2 separate regions of the Homo sapiens genome follow, and region 2 is linked to region 1. The links are chromatin loops, found by intact Hi-C in ENCODE. Cell type or tissue: heart left ventricle. All regions are shown on one strand. Links, peaks and the distances in the headings refer to the core of each region. The heading gives the core; the rest is flanking DNA. Region 1 has its middle 53 kb from the start of LINC03069. Region 2 has its middle 75 kb from the start of TXNL1.

The links. A loop is a pair of places that touch in the nucleus more often than their neighbours do. Peaks named below come from ENCODE experiments on the same cell type or tissue, not always from the same donor. Only the 100,000 strongest peaks of a DNase experiment are listed, where the experiment ranks them.
Region 2: a loop joins it to region 1, with 3.0 times the contacts of the local background. A loop is called at or near these places in 1 of 110 quality-filtered maps.

Annotation. Positions count from the first base shown.
Region 1 is chr18:56,242,557-56,246,950 of GRCh38, forward strand. No RefSeq gene overlaps it. Among named protein-coding and RNA genes, the nearest start is that of LINC03069, 53 kb to the left of the region's middle. In heart left ventricle, for the core only: no CTCF peak of the experiment used is centred there; no DNase peak of the experiment used is centred there; H3K27ac peaks cover 761 bases.
Region 2 is chr18:56,561,795-56,566,188 of GRCh38, forward strand. No RefSeq gene overlaps it. Among named protein-coding and RNA genes, the nearest start is that of TXNL1, 75 kb to the right of the region's middle. RefSeq lists an enhancer at 1,538-2,039. In heart left ventricle, for the core only: a CTCF peak has its summit at 2,056 (motif pointing left); a DNase peak (open chromatin) is centred at 2,018; H3K27ac peaks cover 560 bases.

The DNA.
Region 1 (4,394 bases), core at 249-4,248:
GTCAGATGAGTAGGTTGCAAAAATCTTCTCCCATTTTGTAGGTTGCCTGTTCACTCTGATGGTAGTTTCTTTTGCTGTGCAGAAGCTCTTTAGTTTAAGTAGATTGCATTTGTCAATTTTGGCTTTTGTTGCCATTGCTTTTGGTGTTTTAGACATGAAGTCCTTGCCCATGCCTATGTCCTGAATGGTAATGCCTAGGTTTTCTTCTAGGGTTTTTATGGTTTTAGGTCTAACGTTTAAGTCTTTAATCCATCTTGAATTAATTTTTGTATAAGGTGTCAGGAAGGGATCCAGTTTCAGCTTTCCACATATGACTAGCCAGTTTTCCCAGCACCATTTATTAAATAGTGAATCCTTTCCCCATTTCTTGTTTTTCTCAGGTTTGTCAAAGATCAGATAGTTGTAGATATGCGGCGTTATTTCTGAGGGCTCTATTCTGTTCCATTGATCTATATCTGTTTTGGTACCAGTACCATGCTGTTTTGGTTGCTGTGGCCTTGTAGTATAGTTTGAAGTCAGGTAGCGTGATGCCTCCAGCTTTGTTCTTTTGGTTTAGGATTGACTTGACAATGAGGGCTCTTTTTTGGTTCCATATGAACTTTAAAGTAGTTTTTTCCAATTCTGTGAAGAAAGGCATTGGTAGCTTGATGGGGATGGCATTGAATCTGTAAATTACCTTGGGCAGTATGGCCATTTTCATGATATTGATTCTTCCTACCCATGAGCATGGAATGTTCTTCCGTTTGTTTGTATCCTCTTTTATTTCCTTGAGCAGTGGTTTGTAGTTCCCCTTGAAGAGGTCCTTCACGTCCCTTGTAAGCTGGATTCCTAAGTATTTTATTCTCTTTGAAGCAATTGTGAATGGGAGTTCACTCATGATTTGGCTGTCTGTTTGTCTGTTATTGGTGTATAAGAATGCTTGTGATTTTTGTACATTGATTTTGTATCCTGAGACTTTGCTGAAGTTGCTTATCAGCTTAAGGAGATTTTGGGCTGAGACGATGGGGTTTTCTAGATATAAAATCATGTCATCTGCAAACAGGGACAATTTGACTTCCTCTTTTCCTAATTGAATACCCTTTATTTCCTTCTCCTGCCTAATTGCCCTGGCCAGAACTTCCAACACTATGTTGAATAGGAGTGGTGAGAGAGGGCATCCCTGTCTTGTGCCATTTTCAAAGGGAATGCTTCCAGTTTTTGCCCATTCAGTATGATATTGGCTGTGGGTCTGTCATAGATAGCTCTTATTATTTTTAGATACGTCCCATCAATACCTAATTTATTGAGAGTTTTTAGCATGAAGGGTTGTTGAATTTTGTCAAAGGCCTTTTCTGCAAAAAGACAGCAGTAACCTCTGCAGACTTAAATGTCCCTGTCTGACAGCTTTGAAGAGAGCAGTGGTTCTCCCAGCACACAGCTGGAGATCTGAGAACGGGCAGACTGCCTCCTCAAGTGGGTCCCGAACCCCTGACCCCTGAGCAGCCTAACTGGGAGGCACCCCCCAGTAGGGGCAGACTGACACCTCACATGGCCGGGTACTCCTCTGAGACAAAAGTTCCAGAGGAACGATCAGACAGCAGCATTCACGGCTCATGAAAATCTGCAGTTCTGCAGACACCGCTGCTGATACCCAGGCAAACAGGGTCTGGAGTGGACCTCTAGCAAACTCCAACAGACCTGCAGCTGAGGGTCCTGTCTGTTAAAAGGAAAACTAGCAAACAGAAAGGACATCCACACCAAAAACCCATCTTTATATTACCGTCATCAAAGACCAAAAGTAGATAAAACCACAAAGATGGGGAAAAAACAGAGCAGAAAAACTGGAAGCTCTCAAACAGTATTAATTGAAATCATGACTGTTATTTCACTCCAAAAGAGAAGATTTAAAAGTCGTAAAGACCTTGACAAAGAAAAACTCTGCTGTTTGAGGAGGTGAGTAGGCAGTGGCCTGGGTAGACACTGCCTTTCTAACTATCACCACAAAGCAAGCTCCTCTTTCACCATAGGAATAAGGGCTATTAGGAACAAAGGTATGTATCAGCTCCATTTCTCATCCATTTAATTTAAAGTAGCTTGCATCTACCTTAGGGTCCAGGGTACACAGCAAGGAGCGACACAGAAAATTGAAGAGCTTGTTCATTTCCTTTGCCTCTATTCCACCATGGTTGCTCTGCTCCCAGGTCCCCAGACTCTCCCATGTTCTCATGTCTCATTCAACGTCTGACTGTAAACCATAAAAAAGAATGAAATCATGTCTTTTGCAGCAGCATGGATGGAACTGGAGGCCAATATCTTAAGTGAAACAACTTCGAAACAGAAAATCAAATACCGCATGTTTTCACTTATAAGTGGGTGCTAAATAATATGTACACATGGACATACAGTGTGGAATAATAGACACTGGAGACTCAGCAGGGTAGGAGGATGGGAGGGGAGTGAAGGATGAGAAATTACTTCATGGGCACAATGTACATTATTCAGGTGATGGTTACATTAAAAGTCCAGACTTTGCCATTATGCAATGTATCCATGTGACGAAACAGCACTCTTAACTCTTAGAGTTAGACAAATTGACACAAATCTCCCTACCCAAGTGTCCAGGGAGAAACTCTCAGCCTTCAAGGACACCTTAGGCTTCCTGAAATGAATTTTCCTACAATGTTTTACTAATGGGTAACATCTTTAAAACAGAATTGTTCGGCCAGTCGCGGTGGCTCACGCCTGTAATCCTAGCACTTTGGGAGGCTGAGGTGGGTGGATCACCTGAGGTTGGGAGTTCGAGACCAGCCTGACCAACATGGAGAAACCCTGTCTCTACTAAAAGTACAAAATTAGCTGGGCGTGGTGGCGCATGCCTGTTATCCCAGCTACTCAGGAGCCTGAGGCAGAAGAATCGCTTGAACCCGAGAGGCAGAGGTTGTGGTGAGCCAGGGTCACGCCATTGCACTCCAGCATGGGCAACAAGAACAAAACTCTGTCTCAAAAAAAGAAAAAAAAAAACAACCCAGAATTGTTCTTAAATTCATTTCACCACTTTATGAAATAATCTGCAGAGATTTATCTTATCACAGATTTCTTTAAAGTGTTTCTTTTTCACAATAAATCACCTGTAAAACTATACATAAGCCATGGCAAATAACTCTTGGTAAAACTATTTTCTTTCTAATTAATACAAAATTATGATGGTAAAGAAGTGAGAATTTGAAAGATTTGAGCTCTATGACTTTTTTTTTCTTAAGGAAAACACAATGCAGCCCTCATTTAACAATGCGTTTTGGTGTTTTTGAACCAGTTCCTTCTCAGTGTTATCTGATTTTGGCAAACATACCGGAAAGACAAGATTACAGTCCCCACACTCTCTCCTTTCCAATCTTTCTGGAACCTTATTTGTATCTCTATGTCAACAGAGTGAAGAAAAGATAGTGTTTTATTTGAGCAGCCCACAGCTACTGGCATACTTCTTAATTAGTGTCTGTGACCAGTTAGCATTGTTTAGATTTCATTCAACACACTTCCCCAGAAACACAGTGCTTCGTGGCGGCTGCGGTATGCACCAGCTGTCTTTAATCTCTCAGGACCCAATTCACAGACCAAAAATTCTGTTATGAGCACAAATCTCTGAGTGGGCATTTGTTTATTTTCTGCTTAGGAGACAACTTCCATATATCTCTGCCATTAAAAATAAATCAGTACATAAAATAAATACTCAAACAAATACAACAGATCAAAAGCTGAGTAACTCACTTCCAACTAAACTGAACTAAAGGCTTGGCTCATGGAAGTGCCACCTCTGTTTGGTCAAGAAAATACTGCTCTTCTCTTAGAAATAATAAACTCATCCTTAAAAGCCAGTTTGAAGACTAAACATACCCATGACAAAGAAAAAGGACAAACAAACTTATGGCTTCAGGCAAAAACGTCATTATTTCCATTGGCCAAGCCATGTACATTCCATTTCTTTTAGAAGTGTTCTACTGAATGGCATCTTAATTTATCTCTTTTTTTTTTTTTTTTTTTTGAGACAGAGTCCCGCTGTGTAGCCCAGGCTGGAGCACAGTGGCATGATCTCGGCTCACTGCAACCTCCACCTCCCGGGTCCCAGTTCAAGCAATTCTCCTGCCTCAGCCTCCCAAGTAGCTGGGATTACAGGCATGCACCACCTTGCCCAGCTTACTTTTGTATTTTTAGTAGAGGGGGGGTTTCACCATGTTGGCCTGGCTGGTCTTGAACTCCTGACCTCATGATCTGCCCACCTCGGCCTCACAAAGTGCTGGGCATCTCCTCTTTTCCTAAATGTGCAAACAGAAATGTCTGCAGACAATGCTTGCTCATGGACACCTGGATGAGTTCTCCTCATTCTAACACTTGGAACAACAGAACACATGACCACCTTG
Region 2 (4,394 bases), core at 163-4,162, 320 kb after region 1:
GTAGAAAGAGGGCAGACCCTTGCCCTCTTCTTTGAGCATCCCAGGAAGGGCTGTCAGGTCCACAGGGTTCTCCTGTGAGAGGGAGCTCAGGGCATGGGCCCTCATGTCCACATCCCATCTCTGCCATTTCAGCTGCGTGACTTTAGGCAAATGTCCCTGGTTTGATCAACTGTGGAATGAGGGTAATAAATGTTCCTGCCTCATACACTTATGATGAGGATTTTTTCAGTTAATATGCACGAGGCACTTAGAATAGGGCATGGCACACAGAAAGTTAACCGGCCGGGCACAGTGGTTCACACCTGTAATCCCAGCACTTTGGGAGGCAAATTATGAGGTCAGGAGTTTGAGACCAGCCTGGCCAACACGGTGAAACCCCGTCTCTACTAAATATACAAAAATTAGCCGGGCATGATGGTACGTACCTGTAATCCCAGCTACTCCAGAGGCTGAGGCAGGAGAATCGCTTGAACCCGGGAGGCAGAGGTTGCAGTGAGCCAAGATTGCACCACTGCACTGTAGCCTGGGTGACAGAGCGAGATTCCTTCTCAAAAAAAAAAAAAAAAAAAAAAAGAAGTTAACCAATGGTAGCTATGATTATTGGCTATTGCCCAGTTCTTAGCATTTCCTCTCCACAAAATAACCAGTTACACTTCTGAAATTGGACTTTAATTATATTACACAATAAGGATATGTCCCTAGCTAAATTGTACTTAGCAGTGAAATTGATCATAGACAATGAATTACAGGATTTTCTACATAAAATTATCTACAGTATTTATGGGTTGAATTGTGAGTCCCGATTTCTCTCAGCATAAAGGAGTGGCTCATCTCACACCATTCCTCCCAGCATGCATGGCTCGTCCTCCCCCTGCAGTCACTCAGCCGGCTGCTGGGGATGTCTTCGTCATTAAGGCTCTGTGCTCTGGGAGGAACTAACACAAAACTCTCAATTCCCGATCACCAGGACCAATTGCCTTTCCTGTAAATGCTTGCAGCCTCACACTTGCTGCTTTCTACTGCTATACCCTCTTCTCATGCTGCTGCTGTAGCCACCCAACAACCTTCTCAGAAAACAGTAGATTATTTCCAAGGCTCTCAATCCCGCTGGCTCCTCCCAGGGAAGAGAAGCTTGGAGGGAGAGAGGTTTCATAGATTCCCCCTAGACTGCAAGGTTTTGTGAGATGGGTAAGAGTACGGACCCACTCCACATAATGCCCCGGGCAGAATCCCAGGGAGAAAAGGCTTTGTGGTGCACCCGGGGACACAGGGACCAACAGGACCAGCCTGGGAGCCCCAGCTCCTGAGACCCCCCAGACCTGGGCTCAGAGGGAAAATCTAGTGAAACTGCCTCAACTCGAGGGACCGGGAGGACAAAGCTGGGAAGGCCTTTCCCTACGTGTTTATACCGCATTCCAGCCACCTTGGACTCCAATGTCTGGGATCATTTGTCCGTGTTGAGTACAGGGTCCTAGGATTCAGCAAGAAAGGAACAATCCTTGCCCTCCTGGAGCTTACAATCTAGTCTGGGGTAGAGACGAGTGAGCAGACAATTACAGTAAGTCCTAAGGGTGGCGGAGACTAAAGGACTCAGGGAAGTCTCTCAGAAGGAGATGGTTGCTAAGCTGAGATTGAAAACAATAAACGGAGTTTCTGTTCATCTCTTGCATAGCCCCTCCCCCTTGCATGATATTTGGGCAGAAAAGAGTTGGCAGGGGACAGTACCACCAAGAGGAAATTTTGCCATGGGAAGGGGGCCTGCGGACATTCCCCTATCCCTTCACTGTTCAATTGCTTTTCCTTCCCCTCCTAAAAGCTAAGCAGTGGAATCTTACAGGCTAAAACCAGAGACTGCACACAGTGCTTATTTCTAACCCTTGACTATCCGCTACCCGCTACCCGTGGATTAGAGAAGCAGGGTAACTTGACACCAGGCAATTTGACCCCGTTGGGAACACCCACAGATCAGGCCCAGTTCCCCTGCTGGCCGCCATGTGGCTGCCTGTGCCCCTTGCAGCCAGTCAGCCCCCTGGTGGCCCTCACCAGACTGTCCCACACCCCTGACACGGGGCTGCAGATGTTGCCGTTCTATTTTAGACCACAGCACAAGGAGGTGGAGGGGACAAATGTGCCTCACACCTCATGCATAGTACCAGGACCTTGGCTGCCTCTGCTCCTTGTTTCAGGACTTGGGGTGGAGTCCTTGAAACACTTCACACAGCACTTTACACTCTATAAGGCATGGGTGGCTCTTGCCATCTACCAAAATGAAAAGCCAGCAGCATTGAGGCCTTGAAGTGAACTGCCACAGATCACACCACCAGTAAGAGACAATCTGGACTTGCACACAGTTCTCTCTGGCTTTGGCCCACTGTAGTGATCCATTTTAAAGGAAGAAACTTTAGGCTGGGCACAGTGGCTCACGCCTATAATCCCAACACTTTGAAAGGCCGAGGCAGGAGGATCACTTGAGGCCAGGAGTTGGAGACCAGTCTGAGGAAAACAGTGAGACCTTGTCTCTACAAAAAAATTACAAAACTTAGCTGGGCATGGTGGCACGCACCTGTAGTCTCAGCTACTTGGGAGGCTGAGGCGGGAGGATCCCTTGAGCACAGGAGTTTGAGGCTGCAGTGAACTATGATCATGCCACAGCACTCCATCAAGGGTGACAGAGCAAGACCCTGACTCAAGAAACAGAGAGACTTAAGAATTATCAACTCATGAAACAACTACTCCTACTTCTGGTTTTATAGTTCAGTTCCAAAAACAGTATATTATATTTCCCTCTATACTTTCATCTAATATAGTTCAAATTTGAAAGTACCAGTTTTACTGGACCACTTAGTTGAAATACATGACCCAAGAAACCAAATACTCTTACCAATTACAAATGTGTTTTTACATATTAACTGCCACTTTGGGTCTGTAATCAATTCAGAGCTTGTTAGATAAACAAAAAGTCATCTCCTTTGTTTGAGGTTTATGTGTAAGTTAATAAACGTATTATTCATTTCCAGCGCTGTCAGCATTTGGTCTTTAGCTCTGATGTATATTAAAAACAACTGCATGAATGGTACGTGTGTGTAAGAACATATACAGCTCATATATTCATTACAGAGATACATGCAAAAGCACAGAGCATATTTTTAAATCCTGGGATCAATATAGTACCATATTCTTAAGTAGCTGTTGAGATGAAACACACATACCCTAAAATTTGTACAGCTTCTCAGTAGGAGAAAGCTCCAGAAACAGCATGAAAAGTCACACCAGCTGCTGAAGAGGAAGCTGCCTGGGCCTTGAAACACGCTGCAACTGGACTAATGTCTTCCGATATTATGTCATTAATAAAAATCTATCATCTCAAACTTACGCATCTGAGTCTCATTTTTTAAATGTGCTCTTTATTTTTGTCCTCAGACTACCCTGCAGCTCCTAGATCTTGTTTCGTTCTGGGTGGAAAGGAGAGAAGAGGTGGGTCACTCCCCGGCTAGCCCACAGTCCTGGAACTCTTAGCCATTTTGTCTGGTGATGAATGCAGGCCTGAGAAATATCTAAGGAAAAAACTGCGGTGATCCAGATCATAATATATGATAACAGTTTGTAGGTTTAAAAAAATGCAAAGAAACAGAAAAGCCAAAAAAATCTAATCAGACCTGGTTTTGATGTGTGCAGTTTACTTTTATTTTATTGGCAGTTAAAACTCGTCTTGTATTTGGAAACATTTTGAAATTTGTCCCTGTAATGTTTTCAATTAGAAGCTTTCTTGCATGTGATGCATCAAGGGAAAAACAACACTTAGAGTTAGAACTAAGGTACTCCCAGAGACAAATATGATTAATGGGATAATCTTGTAGATTACAATAGTTAGAGGCAGTTCCTGCCATTCCCTGCTCTCCAAGGACTGGGACTACTCACTCCAGTACAAACAGCTGCACATTCCTCAATACCATTATTATCCAACGCAAGGCCACATTCAGCATGTTAAAATTCCTATAATATCCACATTTGGCAATTTCCTATTGTGCAACTTCAGTTTCAGAAGTTAAAGCTTCAAGTTCCATGTGATTACTTGATAGAGTTTACAAATGGAATTGATTTTCTCAAGCGCCATTAAAGGTTGCTCTGTGAGAAACCAAACAAAGACTGCCCCAACAAGCAAAACAGCTTTTATGTGGCACATTGAAAATATAAAGGGCAGTCCTGTCATCTACCAGTCAGTCCCCCAGAGTCCCCCCTGAGGGGCAGGTGAACGTTTTTATTCCTGTTTTACAGGGAAGAAACAATCACAGAGAAGTTAAGAGACTTGTGCGGGGCTTGGCTGAACTGATGGTGGAGAAAGGATTAAGAAAGCCAGACTCCCTGTCTCTGGCTCCCATGTTCAATCCACCAGG